Regions from separate parts of the Homo sapiens genome. Here region 1 is linked to region 2. Evidence: read pairs that join two places in POLR2A ChIA-PET (ENCODE). Cell type or tissue: PC-9. All regions are shown on one strand.

What was found. ChIA-PET counts read pairs that join two places held together with the same protein. Peaks named below come from ENCODE experiments on the same cell type or tissue, not always from the same donor. Only the 100,000 strongest peaks of a DNase experiment are listed, where the experiment ranks them.
Region 1: POLR2A ChIA-PET joins it to region 2 with 10 read pairs; 5 of 35 experiments call an interaction of 5 or more read pairs at or near these places.

What each region holds. Positions count from the first base shown.
Region 1 is chr22:40,560,951-40,565,950 of GRCh38, forward strand. All of the region lies in intron 2 of MRTFA (myocardin related transcription factor A), which reads right to left. It overlaps LOC105373037 (a long non-coding RNA gene), which reads left to right. Exons shown (of 5, transcript XR_001755550.2): 2 at 1-40; 3 at 165-200; 4 at 356-444; 5 at 3,358-3,516. Among named protein-coding and RNA genes, the nearest start is that of MRTFA-AS1, 42 kb to the left of the region's middle. In PC-9, no CTCF peak of the experiment used is centred here; no DNase peak of the experiment used is centred here.
Region 2 is chr22:40,500,979-40,505,978 of GRCh38, forward strand. All of the region lies in intron 3 of MRTFA (myocardin related transcription factor A), which reads right to left. Among named protein-coding and RNA genes, the nearest start is that of MRTFA-AS1, 18 kb to the right of the region's middle. In PC-9, no CTCF peak of the experiment used is centred here; no DNase peak of the experiment used is centred here; H3K27ac peaks cover 2,030 bases.

The sequences.
Region 1 (5,000 bases), 60 kb after region 2:
CATGACCCATGACAAAAAGGTGGTTCTATGCGACCAAATGGTATGGTTCTTCTGAAAATTTTTTTTAAACAATTGGTAAAAAAACTGTTTTCAATCAATTAATGAACTTTCTTTTAGCTGGACATATTTTTACTTTAATTCTCATTGATTTATTTTCAATGCAGTAAACCTAATCTTGAAAACTCTTACTGTCTCAGCAGGTATGTAGGGGTGGTGGGGGTGGATGTGGGTGGGTATGGGTATCTCTGTGTGTGTGTGTGTCTGTGTGTGTGTGTGTGTGTGTGTAAAATCTGGTATGAAGGAATTCAAATCAACTGAACAAGTGTTTCCTGATAGCTTACTATATATGTACTAGGTACTGCCCTACGTCCTACTGTAGAAGATGAGGAAAACAGCCAGGCATGGTGATGCATGCCTGTAGTCCCAGCTACTCGGGAGGCTGAGGTAGGAGGACTGCTTGAATCTGGGAGATAGAGGTTGCAGTGAGTCAAGACTGTGCCACTGTACTACAGCCTGGATGATGGAGTGAAACTATGTCTAAAAAAAAAAAAAAAAAAGTTACTGTATAGAAGATGAGGAAAACATCAAGTCTTGGCTAATTAACTGCCCTTGCCTCTGTCTCTACCACACCCATTATCTTCAGACACCTTAAAAACTACCAGGCTTTAGAGATGGCAAATAATAGGGCTTCCTATTCCTTCTTCATCTTGGAAATCATCTAAAAACGAGGAGTACAAGCAACAGAAAAATATAACAAAACAATGGAAAGCACATGGAAGAGTAATGTGGCAGATTAAAGATGGTTGCAAATTACCTGACACTTCCTTCCCATTAATGGTGGGGTTTATTTCCTTTGACCTTGAATCTGAGCTGGCCTCTGCCTTGACCAATCGAGAACAGTGAAAGTGATGGTATGCCAGTTCAGGGTCTAGACTTTAAGAGGACTGGCAGCTTCTACTTTGGTCTCTTGGAGCCCTGTGCCCCCATGTAAGAAGTCCAACTACCCTGATGGACAGATCCTAAAAAGAGGTCTCATCAGGTGGATCACGAGGTCAGGAGCTCGAGACCATCCTAGCTAACAAGGTAAAACCTCAACTCTACAAAAAATACAAAAAAATTAGCCGGACGTGGTGGTGGGCACCTGTAGTCCCAGCTACTCAGGAGGCTGAGGCCGGAGAACGGCGTGAACCCGGGAGGCGGAGCTTCCAGTGAGCCGAGATCGTGCCACTGCACTCCAGCCTGGGCGATAGAGCGAGACTCCATCTCAAAAAAAAAAAAAAAAAGAGGTCTCATGACTACACAGAAGGGCAGAGGAATCCAGCTGAGTCCAGCTTTCCAGACATCCCCACACCAAGGTGCCAGGCATATGAACAAAGCCATCCTGGACACCCCAGACAAGCCTAGTCACCTGCTGAATAACACTAAGAGATGACACTTAACACTGTATGGATCCAGGTTAATACCATATGGAGCAGGCAGAATAATCCCTAAGCTAAGCCCTGTCCAAAATCCTCACCCACAAAATTGTGATATGTAATAAATGGCATCAGACTTCTCAACAGCAGAAAAGAAAGAAAGAAAAGAAAAGAAGGGGAAAGAAAAACGGAAGGGAAGGGGAAGGGAAGGGGAAAGGGAAGGGAAAGGGAAGGAGGGGAAGGGGTAAGGGGGGAGGGAGAGGAAGGGGGAAAGGGGGGGAGGAGGGAAGGCAGAAAGGAGGGAAAGGGGGAAGAGGGAAGGGGGAAAGAGGGGAAGAGGGAAGGAGGGGAAGGGGGAAGGGGGAAGGGGGGAAGGGGGAACGGACGGAGGGGGGAATGGAGGGAGGGAGGGAAACATGGGGGTGAATAACAGAAAAAACTTAAGAATCTTAAGTGGTCATCTCAAAGTAGTAAGATGCAGGGTAGACTTCTAGGTATCTATAGAGTTCTCAACGAATTGGGTAGCCAAGGTGATAAATACCCTTTGGTAACAGCCAATGGTGACAAATAGCCAATGGCAAAAAATAATTTATGACCAGTCCATAAATTACTTGGCCTTTGCTCACTTCACCTCCTCTTGATGGTTCTACAGGGAATCAGTCATCCAAATATTTCCTCTTCCCCCAACAAAAAGGATAACAGTAACAATATAACACTGCCTCTTCAATTACAACAGTACCGGCCCCTTCACTACTGGCTTCATTTCTCACCATTCCCCTTTATTCACACTCTAATCACTGGTACCAGTTATGCGGCTCTTTACTGTGACTGCCTAGAATTGCCTCTTCTTCCCCATCCTACTTCCTTCTCTTTATTATCCATCCCCTTCGAATGGGCTAGGCTTCCACAACATCCCAAGATTGCTTTTATCACTGCTTACTTTTACTATTATCATGGATTGATCTCCCAGTAGATGGTAAATTCACTGAAAGGAACTCCATTCTACTGGTTTTTTTGTCTCAAGTACCCAGATACAATACTTGAAATTTAAAAAGAACTTAATAAATATTTGTTAATTTACTACGTATATTAACCTTACAGCAAACACATCATATATACAAAGTCAGCACAGATACAGAAAAAAAAAAAAAAAAAGGAAAGAGGGTTCTGTCCCAGGTATAAATACACAGAAGATCAGAAAAAGCTTCTAGAGAGGGCCAGGTGTAGTAGCTCACACCCATAATCCCAGCACTTTGGGAAGCCAAGCGGGGAGGATCCCTTGAGCCCAGGAGTTCAAGACCAATCTGGTCAACAAATATTGACTACCCACTACATGCCAGGTGCTGTCTGGGTATTGAGGATTACAGTAAATAAAACAAAGTTCTTGCCCTCAGGAAGCTGGAGACATAACTTAAATGAACAAAGTCATAGATGTGAGAAAATGTGAACTATGTTCTAAAAGGGCAATACAGTTTAGCCAATCACATGGTTCAAGTACAAGCAAATTAATATGGCAGTGGAGTTAGACTGGATTGGAAAAAAGAAATATGCGGTTGTGGGGGGAGGTTACAAAGCTACTTCATTAGGCAAAGTATAATGTGTTGATATCCTGAATTGGGGTAGTTAAATGCAAAGAAGGGAACGACCATACAATGTACCTGGCACAGAACAGGAACTCAAATCTTTGTCGCGTTAATAATGAATGAAGACAGGATTTATATAAGATAGAATGTGTTTCTGTTTGATTGTTGGGGATGGAGGAGAGACAGATGTCAAAAATTACTAAAGGTTTTAAGCCAGGGCAGTCATTACAACAGTATTCTGCTAATAGAAATAGGGAAAAGAGGAGGAATTTTATCTGTGGAGATAATAAATTTGATTTTGCATGTTGGGTCGAGGGACCAAAGAAAAATAATGGAAATGTCATTTGGGTTTCCATTAGGTACACGAGAAGGAAAACATGGGAATGAAGACAATGAGAAACAACAAAGATTACAAGAATAGGAAGAGAATAACAGAAGAAAAGTAGGAAGAGTTTGAGAAAGAGGAAAGAGGCTGAGTTACAGATATAAGGAAATAATAATATTGCTTTCAAACCTGACTCAGTTGATAATTCATAAATTCCTAGTCTCAGATCACCTACTCTGGATCTTGGACCATCCCTCACCATCCTTCTGATTCCTAAAATTGTCAAATACCGCTGAGTATCTAATTGCATATCAGCACTTTCTGCTTACACTATTTTAGAAGAAGCTCAATAATGCTGTAACTTTATTTTATTATTATTTTTATTATTATTATTTTGGAGACGGAGCCTTGCACCGTCGCCCAGGCTGGAGTGCAGTGGCGTGATCTTGGCTCACTGCAACCTCCGTCTCCCGGGTTCAAGCTTTCTCCTGCCTCAGCCTCCCGAATAGGTGAGACTACAGGCACACGCCGCCATTCCCGGCTCATTTTTTGTATTTTAGTAGACACGGGATTTCACCATGTTGCCAGGCTGGTCTCAAACTCCCGAGCTCAGGCAATCCGCCCACCTCGGCTTCCCAAAGTGCTAGGATTACAGGCATGAGCCACCCTGCCTGGCCAAAGTTCTAACTTTATAATGCTGAGGGGCAATCAGCTGTCCTCAGATTTAAAGACACAAGTAAGCTCATGAGCTTATGTATAGGGACGTGAACTCACCAGCTAGAAGAAACAGAAATTTTAAAAAAGAAAACAGAAAAAAAGTAAAATATGTATTTTATACCATGGCTCAACCCCTTTTTATTGACTACTTCTCTATACCATTCCCAACAAGCCCCTACCATGTGTGTTAGGTATACATGTGAACATCTTCCCTTAACTAAACAACATAAATTGCCTTTCAGTCTTATGGAACTCATGAAGACCTCCTGGGGTAGGCTGGGTGCAGTGGTGCATGCCTGCAATCCCAGGACTTTGGGAGGCCAAGGCGGGAGGACCACTTGAGATCAGGAGTTCAAGACCAGCCTGGCCAATACAGTGAAACTCCGTCTCTACTAAAAATACAAAAATTAGCTGGGCACGGTTGTGCACACCTGTACTCTCAGTTACTCCGGGGGCTGAGGTGAGAAGATCACTTGGGCCCAGGAGGTAGAGACTGCAGTGAGCCAAGATCGCACCACTGCATTCCAGCCTGGGCAACAGAGCGAGACTCGATCCCCACTTCAAAAAAAAACAAAAGACCTTCTGGGGTAGACCTGACTTTCATTAATTCACTCAACAAATGCATAGTGATGAGGCACTGTTTTAGGCACTGGGAGTACAACAGACAGAAAATATCTTCGCTTTCTTGGGCCTACATTATAGTGGGAGAGACATAAAAATGAAAATAAATATACAATAAAAAGTTTTTGGATAACTATAAGCATTATGTGCCTGGGGGCCAGGTGGCTAATTTAGATTAAATGACCAAAAGAGGTCTCATTGAGGAAGTGATATCCGAAAGAGACTTGTATAGCCAACCCTTATTATAAATGAGGCACTGTATGTGTATGCATTCAATCTTCACAACACTAAGACGTATATTTACCTAAATTATCCATAATTTTTTACAGTTGAGGAAAC
Region 2 (5,000 bases):
GGCGCCCCTCACCTCCCGGACGGGGCGGCTGGCCGGGCGGGGGGCTGACCCCCCAACCTCCCTCCCGGACGGGGCGGCTGGCCGGGCAGAGGGGCTCCTCACTTCCCAGTAGGGGCGGCCGGGCAGAGGCGCCCCTCACCTCCCGGACGGGGAGGCCGGCCGGGCAGGGGGCTGACCCCCCCCACCTCCCTCCCGGACGGGGCGGCTGGCCGGGCGGGGGGCTGACCCCCCCACCTCCCTCCCGGACGGGGCGGCTGGCCGGGCAGAGGGGCTCCTCACTTCCCAGTAGGGGCGGCCGGGCAGAGGCGCCCCTCACCTCCCAGACGGGGCGGCTGGCCCAGCGGAGGGCTGACCCCCCCACCTCCCTCCCGGACAGGGCGGCTGGCCGGGCGGGGGGCTGACCCCCCCACCTCCCTCCCGGACGGGGCGGCTGGCCGGGCAGAGGGGCTCCTCACTTCCCAGTAGGGGCGGCCGGGCAGAGGCGCCCCTCACCTCCCAGACGGGGCGGCTGGCCCGGCGGAGGGCTGACCCCCCCACCTCCCTCCCGGACAGGGCGGCTGGCCGGGCGGGGGGCTGACCCCCCCACCTCCCTCCCGGACGGGGCGGCTGGCCGGGCAGAAGGGCTCCTCACTTCCCATTAGGGGCGGCCGGGCAGAGGCGCCCCTCACCTCCCAGACGGGGCGGCTGGCCGGGTGGAGGGCTGACCCCCCCACCTCCCTCCCGGACAGGGCGGCTGGCCGGGCAGAGGGGCTCCTCACTTCCCAGTAGGGGCGGCTGGGCAGAGGCGCCCCTCACCTCCCAGACGGGGCGGCTGGCCGGGTGGAGGGCTGACCCCCCCACCTCCCTCCCGGACAGGGCGGCTGGCCGGGCGGGGGGCTGACCCCCCAACCTCCCTCCCGGACGGGGCGGCTGGCCGGGCATAGGGGCTCCTCACTTCCCAGTAGGGGCGGCTGGGCAGAGGCGCCCCTCACCTCCCAGACGGGGCGGCTGGCCGGGCGGGGGGCTGACCCCCCCACCTCCCTCCCGGACGGGGCAGCTGGCCAGGCGGGGGGCTGACCCCCCCACCTCCCTCCCGGACGGGGTGGCTGGCCGGGCTGAGGGGCTCCTCACTTCCCAGTAGGGGCGGCCGGGCAGAGGCGCCCCTCACCTCCCGGACGGGGCGGCTGGCCGGGCGGGGGGCTGACCCCCCCCACCTCCCTCCCGGACGGGGTGGCTGCCGGGCGGAGACGCTCCTCACTTCCCAGATGGGGTGGCTGCCGGGTGGAGAGGCTCCTCACTTCTCAGACGGGGCGGCTGCCGGGCGGAGGGGCTCCTCACTTCTCAGACGGGGTGGTTGCCAGGCAGAGGGTCTCCTCACTTCTCAGACGGGGCGGCCGGGCAGAGACGCTCCTCACCTCCCAGACGGGGTCTCGGCCGGGCAGAGGCGCTCCTCACATCCCAGATGGGGCGGCGGGGCAGAGGCGCTCCCCACATCTCAGACGATGGGCGGCCGGGCAGAGACGCTCCTCACTTCCTAGATGTGATGGCGGCTGCGCTCCTCACTTCCTAGATGGGATGGCGGCCGGGCGGAGACGCTCCTCACTTTCCAGACTGGGCAGCCAGGCAGAGGGGCTCCTCACATCCCAGACGATGGGCGGCCAGGCAGAGACACTCCTCACTTCCCAGACGGGGTGGCGGCCGGGCAGAGGCTGCAATCTCGGCACTTTGGGAGGCCAAGGCAGGCGGCTGCTCCTTGCCCTCGGGCCCCGCGGGGCCCGTCTGCTTCTCCAGCCGCTGCCTCCCGGGCGGCGCTCGCCGGCGCGGCGGCAAAGACTGAGACAGCTCCGCTGCCCGCTGAACTCCATCCTCCCCCCATATTGCTTTCTTTTATTGGTGGTTTACAATCTCCTTTATGAAGATAGTCCTCTGTAGATTAACTGTCACGCTTCCAGGAAACGCTAGGATCTTTTTTCCTTCCTAGTGTCACAGAGGATACCTACTTGCTCCCCTTCTCCACTTTTCCCATCCCCCTTCCCCAATACACCCACACACCCTCATCTACGCACAGGGAAACCAGCAGCTAGTAAAGCTTCTGAACAACCTGTGCCTCCCTGCTCTGCTCTATTCTGCTTAAAGGCCTCCAAGCTGTACTGTGTATCATCAAGAAGAGTCTAAAGAAACCACAAAGGCAGGTTCTTCACTTTAGATGCAGAACTGAACTAACAAGGCTAGAAATCTGTTCATTTGTGCTTCACCACAACTGTGTGATCATCCCATAATGTATCACCATTTACTCTTTTTAAGTGGTTCAGATGTCACCAGACAATTAATTTCTCCACATTATGAACTGTCAACAAAATCAGAAATGTAGTCTGGGGGCCAGGCATGATTACAGGCGTGTGCCACTATGCGCAGCTAACTTTTGTACTTTTAGTAGAGACAAAGGTTTTGCCAAGTTGGCTGGGATGGTCTCGAACCCCTGGCCTCAAGTGATCTGCCCGCCTCGGCTTCTCAAAGTACCGGGATTACAAGTGTGAGCCACCGTGCCCAGCCTATAATGTTATTTTTAGAGTGGAGTGTCCTTTATCACATATACTTAGCTTGAGACTCCGATATTATTGATCAACAACAAATAGTCTTTATCAAGGCTGTACTGCAAAGAAGGCATCAGTGTTTCCCAGGATACTGGCTGGGCGCAGTGGCTCACGCCTGTAATCCCAACACTTTGGGAGGCCAAGGCAGGTGGATCACTTGAGGTCAGGAGTTGGAAACCAGCCTGGCCAACAAGGCAAAACCCTATCTCTACTAAAAATACTTAGCCAGGCATGGTGGCGCATGCCTGTAATCCCAGCTACTCAGGAGGCTGAGGCAGGAGAATCCCTTGAACCCAGGAGGCAGAGGTTGCAGTGAGCTGAGATCGTGCCACTGCACTTCAGCCTGGGCAACAGAGCAAGACTGTCTCAAGTTTAAAAAAAAAAAAATTCCCAGGATACTTAAAAAATAATAAACTGCCTGAAACTTCATAGATTAATTCAAAAGATTCAGTTAAATTTATATAAAATTAATTTCACAGCTTTAAATGTAAATGGTAAATAAAGTTCAAAACTGAACTGAGGATGATGAGCCTTCTCTGCATAAGTTCATTATTTTAAGAAAACAAATATTTTATAATTGAAAATTAGATATAAAAATTCATAACTGACTACCTAATTGCTTTGTGGCTGAAAAAAAATTAACCTAGACTTCTCAAATTTCTTAAGACTCAAGTTCTTGTAGCTGGGCATAGTAGCTCACATCTGTAATCCCAGGTACTTGGAAATTTAAGGCAGAAGGATCACCAGAACCCAACAGTTCAAGGCTGTACTAAGCTATGATCACATCACTATACTCCAGCCTGAGGAAGACCTGGTCTCTAAAAAAATACAAAGACTTAAATTATCAGATAATCTCAAGATAAATGCTATATCTAATCAGAAATTAGGCCATGGCTGGTTCCAAACAAGTCAGTACATCACATCAGCCTTTCTGTTAGGAAACAGTACCTTTTCTGATTAATAAAACCAGATGAGTGGTGAAAAACAATTTAACATTACTTCTAATTCTAATATTTTTATGAAAACAAGGAACTGAAAATTATTTTCTGAAACTAGATCTTAAAACTTCACCCACACAAATGTAAGCAATCTAAATGACAAGGAAAGAAAGAGGAAAGCAGTTACTTATGTAAGTGAGAAACCTGAAGAGGATTTGATCAGAATCCTCAACTTAGAATGAACCTCAAGATGTGTGACAAAGGCCATGCCACTCTTTTTTAAATTATGAAACATTCCAAATTGGAATGAATTCTCTGGATATAGTATCTTTGAGGAAACTCAGTCCCGCCACCCCTTCATGTCCATCATCTTACAAACATGGCTTAAAACTTACCTATTCTAAGAAACCTTCTCAAAAAGCTGATCCTCTACTTGCTGTACCTTCAGGATAAAGTTTCCTCTTATTTTGTAGCATAATGACTATATCTATCCCCAACCGAATGCTAAGCTCTTTGAGGAAAAGGATTAGCCATGTTGTTTACTTTTTTTGGCCACAAAATAAAACAGAGCTCTATGCAATGGATACTCAATAAACATTATCAGATACTCACAGCATCTAGTCCACTGTCTTTCAACAGATGCTCACAAATTACTGAATTCTTAGTAATTTATCATCATTGCCAACTTTCAGGCAAAGGGAAATGGAAAGACCTCAAACTCAAAATTAGCCCCTGCTAACGATAACATCTAGACTGTAGGGATCGACATTTATGTCAAAATGAAGTTAAAAAATTATCTATGAGTCTTATCCATCCTCTCTCATACTGTATCTAATCAAGAGACTACATGGCTTAATAGTCAGGTGTTTTGAGGTCAAGGGTTTAAACTCTAACTTCAGCATTTATCAGCTAGGTTCCAGTTTCTTGCAAAGTAAAATTTTACTTATCTTAAAGAATTGCTATTGGAGTTAAATGACATAACTACTTAAAGTGCCCGATACAAGAGAAGTAGTCAATACATGGTAGCTAATCTTACTGTTCAATAAGTAATGCCATGGTTTGAATATGTCCCCTCCAAAATTCAGGAGTTGTCAACGTGATAGTATTAGGAGGTGAGGCCTTTAAAAGATGATTAGGCTATGAGGGAACCTCCCTCATGAATGGGATTAAAGCCCTTATTAAAGAGGCTTCACACAGCTTTCGGGTGGCTTGCCCTTCTGCCTTATGCCATATGAGGACACAGCGTTCTTCTTCCCCTGCAGAGGATGCAGCCCTCACAAGACAACCAAACCTGCTGGTTCCTTGATCTTAGGACTTCTCAGCCTCTAGAACTATGAGAGATAAATTTCTGTTCTTAATAAATTACCCAGTGTCAGGTATTCTGTTGCAGCAGCACAAAATGAACTAAGACAATTATAAAGAAAAAGTAGATATAACATAGATTATATTATTAAAGTGCATTGGCCAGGCGCGGTGGCTCACACCTGTA